Regions from separate parts of the Homo sapiens genome. Here region 1 is linked to region 2. Evidence: read pairs that join two places in POLR2A ChIA-PET (ENCODE). Cell type or tissue: GM12878. All regions are shown on one strand. Each heading gives the region's core, and the rest is flanking DNA. Links, peaks and the distances in the headings are about the cores only. Region 1 holds the start of FGR (FGR proto-oncogene, Src family tyrosine kinase). Region 2 holds the start of RAB42 (RAB42, member RAS oncogene family).

Region 1 (4,382 bases), core at 70-4,069, 960 kb before region 2:
CCGCCGCCCCTGCTGGGCAGGGAGGAGGAAGCCGCCTCGGACTTCTCTTATTGCAGTCACGGCCGGCGGGCGGTGATGGTGGCAGGGAGACAGTCACGCCCTAGCCCCAAGCCAGCTCCCCGCAGCGAGGAGGCGCCCCCAGATCCTAGGCCCACCCGCCCCCACCTTCCTCCTCCCTGGTTTACGGGAGGTCGGCTCTGTCACCCTCCAGACCTGAGTCCCCAGCCCGGCCTTCCCAAAAGCCCCCTCCAAAAGCGCAGTTTCAGCACCCCCGAAGCACCTGCTCTTTTAGGATCATTGAATTGGAGGTTAAGAGGGGCTTTTCTCCATCACTGAGGACCAGATCGGGACTGGCCTTACTCGAGTTCTCACAGCCAGTTGACTTCAGACTGCTGTCACCAGAGCCACTGGACATGGATCACATGGACCCTGTCAGCACGCCTTCCCTTCCTCAGGGGCTGAGCACTGGGGACACAGGGCTGTTAAGGGTGGTGAGCAGCAGAAGACCCTTCCCTTAGGAAACTGCCTTTCAGAGGAGTGGGAAGGGTGTCAGCCTCCCCCAGGCACCCAAGTTTTAGAAAAACTGAGTAACTGGCTGGGGGCAGTGGCTCAGCCTGTAATCCCAGCACTTTGGGAGGTTGGGTGGGAGGATTGCTTGAGCCCAGGAATTCCAGACCAGCCTAGGCAGCATAGGGAGACACCATCTCTACCAAAAAAAATTTTTCTTAAGTTAGCTCGGTGTGGTGGTGTGCACCTGTGGTCCCAGCTACTGCAGAGGCAGAGGTGGAAGGATCCCTCGAGTCAGGCAGGTCGAGGCTGCAGTGAGCTGTGATTGAGCTACTGCACTCTACCTTGGGTGACAGAGCAAGACCCTGCCTTAAAAAAAAAAAACACAAAAAAAGAATGTGGGTTTTGTTGCAGAAAATGACTTTTTTTAAAAAAAAGAAAGAAAAGGCCGGGTGCAGCGGCTCACGCCTGTAATCCCAGCACTTTGGGAGGCCGAGGCGGGTGGATCACGATGTTAGGAGATCAAGACCGTCCTGGCTAACACAGTGAAAGCCCATCTCTACTAAAAATCAAAAAATTAGCCGGGCGTGGTGGCGGGCGCCTGTAGTCTCAGCTACTCAGGAGGCTGAGGCAGGAGAATGGTGTGAACCCGGGAGGCGGAGCTTGCAGTGAGCCGAGATGGCGCCACTGCACTCCAGCCTGGGCGACAGAGCGAGACTCCGTCTCAAGAAAAAAAAAAAAAAAAAAAAAAAGGAAGAAAAACTGAGTATCTTAGAACATGTGGAAAAAGATTTTTAAAAACAAAAAGAGAAACGGTAGCATCCTCTATCAGTTCCAGTCTCTCTGTCTGATAGGGATCCCTGACCCCTCCTCAATCTGGGGTTCAGTCCCCACTCCCACCACTGTTACTTCAGCCTTAAAGCAAGAACCCGGAATATCCCTCCTGTCCAGGAGAGGAAGAGGTGTGGTGGGGAGGGCTGTTTGGTGGAGAAGGATGTGTCTGTTGGGATGTGGTGAGAGGCAGGGAGAGTGTGCGTAAACACAGAAGTGTGTGTGTGTGTGTGTGTGTGTGAGAGAGAGAGAGAGAGAGAAAGCAATGACATGATGACTTTGCTTTTGGAATCAACAACTAGGCCATGGTGTGCAGGCAAGTGTGTTTCTTTGTATGGGCAGGGGCATGTGGGGATGTGTGTGTGCATGCGTACACATGCTCAAGTGTGGCCCAATGTGCCTGGGGTAACAGAGTGGTGGGATGGAGATAAGAATGCTTTTCTCTTAGGAAATGGGAGGAGGGATGAGGAGGAAGACAGAGGAGCCAGTGGCAGTGCAGGGTCTCTGGAAGAGTGGCTTCACCCTAGCCGGGCAGCATCACCTCCGCCATCAAATGCTCCCTGCCTGGCCATCGGCCCACATGTTCAATTAGCAAACAAGCAAACGTTTATAATTGTGTCTTAGGTGCCAGCCTTAGGGAACACAGAGATGAGAGACTGGTCCCTGCTCTTGGGGGATCCCCCCAATCTATCATGCTCGCTCTGTCATCCTTCAAGGTCTGACTCACAAGCATCTGCTCTAGAGGCCTTCCCTGATTGCTGCCTCTACCCACTCCACACCCCCAGCAGAACCTCAGCATCTTCTGCCTGGGGCACCACTGGTTCCTGGGGGATGGGTGTGTGGGATATGTTTTCCTCAAGGGCAGGGGTCTGGCTCTTGTAGATGCCTCCAGTACCCACACAAGGCCCAGCACACAGTAGCAGGCTTTCTGTGTATAGGAACACGTGAATCAACCAAAGGACAAAGGAATTAACAGATGAACAAAGGAAAGCCCAGTGAAAAACTAAATAATGGAAGGTAAGAAAGAATGAATGAAGAAATTCAAGAATTGATGACTGAATAAGCAAATGAATGGAAGAACAAAATGACAACATTGCTTCTCAGGCCGGGCTCGGTGGCTGACGCCTGTAATCCCATTGTTTTGGGAGGCTGAGGCGGGCGAATCACTTGAGGTCAGGAGATCGAGACCAGCCTGGCCAATTTGGTGAAGCCCCGCCTCTACTAAAAATACCAAAATTAGCTGGGTGTGGTGCCGGTGCCTGTAATCCCAGCTACTCAGGAGGCTGAGGCAGGAGAATCGTTTGAACCCAGGAGGCGGAGGTTGCAGTGAGCGGAGATCACGGCACTGGACTTCAGCCTGGGCGACAAAGCAAGACTCCGTCTCAAAAAAAAAAATTGCTTCTACTTTTTAAAATATGTGTTGGGCCACATTAGTCCCTTGCTTAAAATCTCCCAGTGCCTTACCTTTCATTTTGCTTGGAAAAATAAAAATACAATACATACGATACCATAATAATAAAGAATAATAAAATCCAGCAGCTTTGTCTTGTCCTCTGAGGCCCTGTGTGCTTGGCCCCTGCCTCCTCTCCAGTCCCAGCTTTAGCCATCTTTCCCTTTACCCACATTTGGATCTTTTTCAGTTCCTAGAATACACTGAATTTTTGTCTCACAGTCTTTTTACATGGTGTTCCCTCTTCCTAGGATGCTCTTCTTCTTGCTCTTCACAGTACTGCTTCCTTTTTATTCTTCAATTGAAGTGCCGTCTCCTCAGGGAAGCCTCCCCTGACTGCCACATCTAAGAAGGTCTCCTTATTCTCGGTCTCAGCATCCAGTTTGTCTCCTCTATGGCTATCACAATCTGGAATTATATATTTCTGTGTTCATTGTTTTTTGTCTCTGGACCTCTCTAAACCAGATTAGGGCTCTGACCCAATCTGAGGTCAGGAGACAGCTGGCACTTCTTAGGACGAGCAAAGTGGATTCTATGCCCTCATTCATCCTTTCAGAATAACCTTGATTAGGAACACAGACTCTGGGCCCAGGCTGCCTGGTTTGCAGACCAACTCTGACCTTGGACAAGTTATTTCACCTTTTTTTTTTTTTTTTTTTTTTAGACAGAGTCTTGCTCTGTCTCCCAGGCTGGAGTGCAGTGATGTGATCTTGGCTCACTGTAACTCCCAGGTTCAAGCGATTCTCCTGCCTCAGCCTCTTGAGTGTCTGGGATTACAGGCGTGAGCCACCACACCCAGCTAATTTTTGTATTTTTAGTAGAGACAGGGTTTCGCTCTGTTGGCCAGGCTGGTCTCAAACTCCTGACCTCAACTGATCCACCTGCCTTGGCCTCCCAAAGTGCTGGGATTATAGGTGTGGGCCACCGCGCCCTGCCCAAGTTATTTCACCTTTCTGTACCTCAGTTTCCTCATATGTAAAATGGAAATTTAGTAGACCTCACCTCACAGAAGTCTTGAGAGAAATCAGTGAGCTGTTAGAGGAGTGTTTGGCACATAGTAAATACCACATAAGTGTTCACTATCATTCATTCATTCATTCATTCATTCAATTAAACCTCAACTCTCTGACCACAGTTTCCTATCCTTTCAGCCCATGTATTCACAAGCTCCTTGAAAACAATTCTAAGTCAGGTATGGTGGCTCACACCTGTAATCCCAGAACTTTGGGAGGCTGAGACAGGAGGATCACTTGAAGCCAGGAGTTCGAGACCAGCCTGGGCAGCCCAGGAGTTCGAGGCTGCAGTGAGCCATGGTTGTACCACTGCACTCTAGGCTGGGTGACAGAGCAAGACCCTGTCTCTAAATAAATAAATAAAACAATTCTAAAAACTGATACCAAAATCAAAAATCAAAGCCCAGCAAGCCCAATGAGACCTCTCTCATCCATTTCCCAGCTAGCCATCACTCTCCTCCTCTTCTCACTCCTGCTTTCAACCAGCCTAGATTCTGCTGTCAGTCCTTATGGTCATTCGTTGCAAAGACCTGGCACTGTCCGGCCTCCCTCTCCCTCCCTCTCCCTCCAGTGTACCTGCC
Region 2 (4,382 bases), core at 248-4,247:
CTACTTTATGCCAAGCGCTGAGTTAGGCCCTGAGGATACAATCATCAGCCCCTGCCCTCAAGGAGCCTGCAGCCTGGGAGAGAGACTGACATCAGAGATGGTCAGAAGTGCATGTGGGCCAGACGTGGTACAGGTTCACACCTGTAATCCCAGCATCCCAGCACTTTGGGAGATGGAGGCGGGCGGATCACTTGAGGTCAGGAGTTTGAGACCACCTTGGCTAACATGGTGAAACCCCGTCTCTACTAAAAATACAAAAATTAGCTGGGCGTGGTGGTAGGTGCCTATAATCCCAGCTACTTGGGAGGCTGAGTTGGGAGGATGGCTTGGACCCAGGAGGTGGAGGTTGCAGTGAGCCGAGATTGTGCCACTGCACTCTAGCCTGGGCGACAGAGTGAGACTCCATCTCAAAAATAAGTAAATAAATAAAAACGAGACTAGAGAGACTAGAGTTGGCTGGAGCAACTGGAACTCCAGCCTCAGTGCCCTGGGTTTCCAGAAGGCCAGCCTGGAAAGGGTGGAGTAAACCTTGGAGGCTCATGTGCTGCCTCACCCTAGCCCCTCACCCAAGCAAAACTCAACCAGTGTCTTAGTGCTTGTGGGACCTGCTTTGTCCCCTTTTGTGGCATCGAAGGGGTGATGAAGGATGAGACAAACCTGGATGTGAGTCCCAACTCTGCTGTGTGACCTGAGACAAGCCGTGCCTCTGAGCCTCAGTCTCCTCAGCTCTAAGAGGGGCACTCCCATGGCCCTGTCAAAGGGTTGCTGTCCACAAAACATGAACTGACCGTTGGCCTCATACATGTTAGTTGTCGAATCCACAGGCCAACTGCACTCCCTTTAGAACTGCAGTTGTCTGTGTCTGTCCTGCCTCCTCAACCAGACTGTGCCCAAGTTCCTTCTGGGGCCCTGGTGTCCAACTCAGACAGGCATTAGAGGAAGCCGTGGGGGCTGTTGAACGTTGAACCTGAACACTGAACTAGAGGCCCCAGGCCGGGGCTAATGAGGGCTCCAGGAAAGGGCTTCTGGGTGGAGAGGGAGCATCTACTAACCACTCACTTCCAGAGTGGCCTTCCCGGGTCCAGCAGAGGGTTGGGCGCCAACTAGGGAACCCACAGAGGAGGCGGGGGGTGGGGCGGGGGAGCGGTGTGGAGCGGGTAAGGGGGTGGGGCTGGAGATTAAGAAATGAGTGAGGTGGATGCTTCAGCGCTGTTAGTCTCCTCCCCATGCCCCTCCTCACTTCATCTAGTTTAGTCCCTTTATCCTGTGAAGTAGGGGTCATCATTAGCCCCCTTTTACAGAGGAGAGAATTGAGGCTTCGAGAGAGAGAAACTTGGCCAGGAGTTTCCACTCGGTCCGACGCCCTCGGTGCCCCGCCGGGTACGGTGGCTGGGCGCGGGGAGCGGGGGGCGGCGCCGGCGGGGCCCCGGGCAGGGGCGGGGTCGGGGCGCGGACAAAACCGCCGCGGGGCGGCGGGGTGGCGGACGCGGCCATGGAGGCCGAGGGCTGCCGCTACCAATTTCGGGTCGCGCTGCTGGGGGACGCGGCGGTGGGCAAGACGTCGCTGCTGCGGAGCTACGTGGCAGGCGCGCCTGGCGCCCCGGAGCCGGAGCCCGAGCCCGAGCCCACGGTGGGCGCCGAGTGCTACCGCCGCGCGCTGCAGCTGCGGGCCGGGCCGCGGGTCAAGCTGCAACTCTGGGACACCGCGGGCCACGAGCGCTTCAGGTGCGGGTAGCCGGGGCGCGGGAGGGACTTCTGGTGGGGGGCTCGGTGAGCGTGCTTTAGGCCACGGCAACTCCCGAGAGGCCAACTCAGAGGTCAGGCGGAGGGCGAGGTCCCTGCCCTGGGTCCCGCCCGGTCCACTGGGGCCAGAACCTCCCCTGCTCGGAGTCATTTTTCCCACGAACACTGCGGGGTGGGTCGAGTCCCAGAGACCAGGAACATCCCTGGCTTTGAGCTCTGGACTCTGGAGAGATGCTGAGTGATACTGGCCCCGGGTGCTGAGAGCTCAGGGGAACAGAGCGGGAAGTGTCGAGGAGATGTGGAAGGGAGAGAGGATCAGCAGGAGTTTGCCAGGAAGAGAACAGAGGAACGAAGACCTAGGTCAGGGCAGCACCAGGCCTTCTCCAAGAATGAGGGATTCAAGTCACGCTTGCTCCCTAACTGGAGCACCCAGACTTTTTTCTTTTCTTTTTTTTTTTTGAGACGGAGTCTCTCTCTGTCGCCCAGGCTGGGGTGCAGTGGTGCGATCTTGGCTCACTGCAAGCTCCGCCTCCTGGGTTCACGCCATTCTCCTGCCTCAGCCTCCCAAGTAGCTGGGACTACAGGCGCCCGCCACCACGCCCGGCTAATTTTTTTGTATTTTCAGTAGAGACACGGGGTTTCACCGTGTTAGTCAGGATGGTCTGGATCTCCTGATCTCGTGATCCACATCCACCCGCCTCGGCCTCCCAAAGTGCTGGGATTACAGGCGTGAGCCACCGCACCCGGCCAGCACCCAGACTGTTAGGAGAGACACAGACACCGAGGCAGAGAACCACGGGGCCGTGTGAAGTGAGCCCTGTTGGGGTGTGAGGCATTCTGTGGATCCCAGGGGGAGGAGGTCCTGCCTCTGGGGGTGTCATGGAGGCATCAGCCTCTCCCAGCTTACCTTTCCACCTCCCTGCCTCCCCAGGTGCATCACCAGGTCCTTTTACCGGAATGTGGTGGGTGTCCTGCTGGTCTTTGATGTGACAAACAGGAAGTCCTTTGAACACATCCAAGACTGGCACCAGGAGGTCATGGCCACTCAGGGCCCGGACAAGGTCATCTTCCTGCTGGTTGGCCACAAGAGTGACCTGCAGAGCACCCGCTGTGTCTCAGCCCAGGAGGCCGAGGAGCTAGCTGCCTCCCTGGGCATGGCCTTCGTGGAGACCTCGGTTAAAAACAACTGCAATGTGGACCTGGCCTTTGACACCCTCGCTGATGCTATCCAGCAGGCCCTGCAGCAGGGGGACATCAAGCTAGAAGAGGGCTGGGGGGGTGTCCGGCTCATCCACAAGACCCAAATCCCCAGGTCCCCCAGCAGGAAGCAGCACTCAGGCCCATGCCAGTGTTGACTCTAGGAGAGAAAGGGTTAAAGCAGTCCCAGCCTTAGCCCACCTGGTGGGATGGGGAGTGTTAATATCTCTCTGGAGGACAAATGACAGAAGGGTTCATATAAACAGTATCCTGACACAGTCATGCTTCCTGGATTTTGGAGTCGAGGCTTTCTACAGAAAAGAAAGTTCTGATGGCCAGGCATGGTGGCTCACGCCTGTAATCCTAGCATTTTTGGAGGCCAAGGACAGTGGATCACCTGAGGTCAGGGGTTCGAGACCAGCCTGGCCAACATGGTGAAACCCTGTCTCTACTAAAAATACAAAAATTAGCCAGGCGTGGTGGTGCATGCCTGTAATCCCAGTTACTCCAGAGGCTAAGGCAGGAGAATTGCTTGAACCTGGGAGGCAGAGATTGCAGTGAGCCAAGACTGCGCCACTGCACTCCAGCCTGGGCAACAGAGTGAGACTCTGTTTCAAAAAAAAAAAAGAAAAGAAAAGAAAGGCCTGAGAGACCAGATGTGCAACTTCCTGTCCTTGAGCCTCAGTGTCCCTATCTATCGATGGGGCTCATAAAAGATCCCACCTTGAAGGGAGGTGGTGACCACAAATGAGACAGTGGACAGGATGTGCTCACCCAGAGCCTGCCGCGCTGTGAATTGAATGACAAAAGCTCTCATTCCCACTCCCTTTTTCTTGGCTGCGATGTGGCCACTCTGGCAGCATTCCTGGGCTCAGACACTGAGAAGCCAGCGTCAGGAAGCTGATGCATGGGCAAAGGCAGGTGCGGGGAATTCCAGGGGGAGCTTGGCTTGGAGGCTTCTTATGTCCTCAGGCTAAAATGATTCTGGGCATGGGATTAATATGTGACGTCAAACCCAGGGTTGCTGGCCAATGCCCCCCCGACCAGGCCCAGGGGCTGAAAAATGGATGTTGGAGGCTGGGATGAACATGAATGTGTAGCAACTATGTTGGGCACACAGTGGCCACTGTGATGAGCCACCAAGATCCCCCTTTCTGGCTGGGGAACCCATCAACCCTCTCCCCAGCTGCTGGAGTGCCACTGGATGATGGACTTCAGCTTGCCCCACTCTCTGGGAAAGGCCCTCCCTTCAGGGCAGCTTGTATCCAAAGTTCATCTCCTGGGGGGCCTTAAAGGACTCCCTCTTGCCCCAGCTCTGGACAACTCTGAAAGTCAAAACCAACTTTATCAGTCTCTGTGGGCTTCATTGAGGACACTGTTGTGACATCATAGCCAAGTTATCCCCTTGCCCAATCCTGCTTCCTTTTCTTCCCCAAACAGGT

Evidence for each region. Peaks named below come from ENCODE experiments on the same cell type or tissue, not always from the same donor. Only the 100,000 strongest peaks of a DNase experiment are listed, where the experiment ranks them.
Region 1: POLR2A ChIA-PET joins it to region 2 with 5 read pairs; 1 of 35 experiments calls an interaction of 5 or more read pairs at or near these places.

The regions. Positions count from the first base shown.
Region 1 is chr1:27,635,165-27,639,546 of GRCh38, forward strand. FGR (FGR proto-oncogene, Src family tyrosine kinase) reads right to left here and starts at 21. Exons shown (of 13, transcript NM_005248.3): 1 at 1-21. RefSeq lists an enhancer at 2,145-2,204. In GM12878, for the core only: no CTCF peak of the experiment used is centred there; a DNase peak (open chromatin) is centred at 2,013; H3K27ac peaks cover 959 bases.
Region 2 is chr1:28,591,020-28,595,401 of GRCh38, forward strand. It overlaps RAB42 (RAB42, member RAS oncogene family), which reads left to right and starts at 1,246. Exons shown (of 2, transcript NM_001193532.3): 1 at 1,246-1,725; 2 at 2,675-4,382. The coding sequence starts at 1,493. The coding sequence ends at 3,098. RefSeq lists a silencer at 1,387-1,456 and an enhancer at 2,238-2,974. In GM12878, for the core only: no CTCF peak of the experiment used is centred there; no DNase peak of the experiment used is centred there; H3K4me3 peaks cover 485 bases.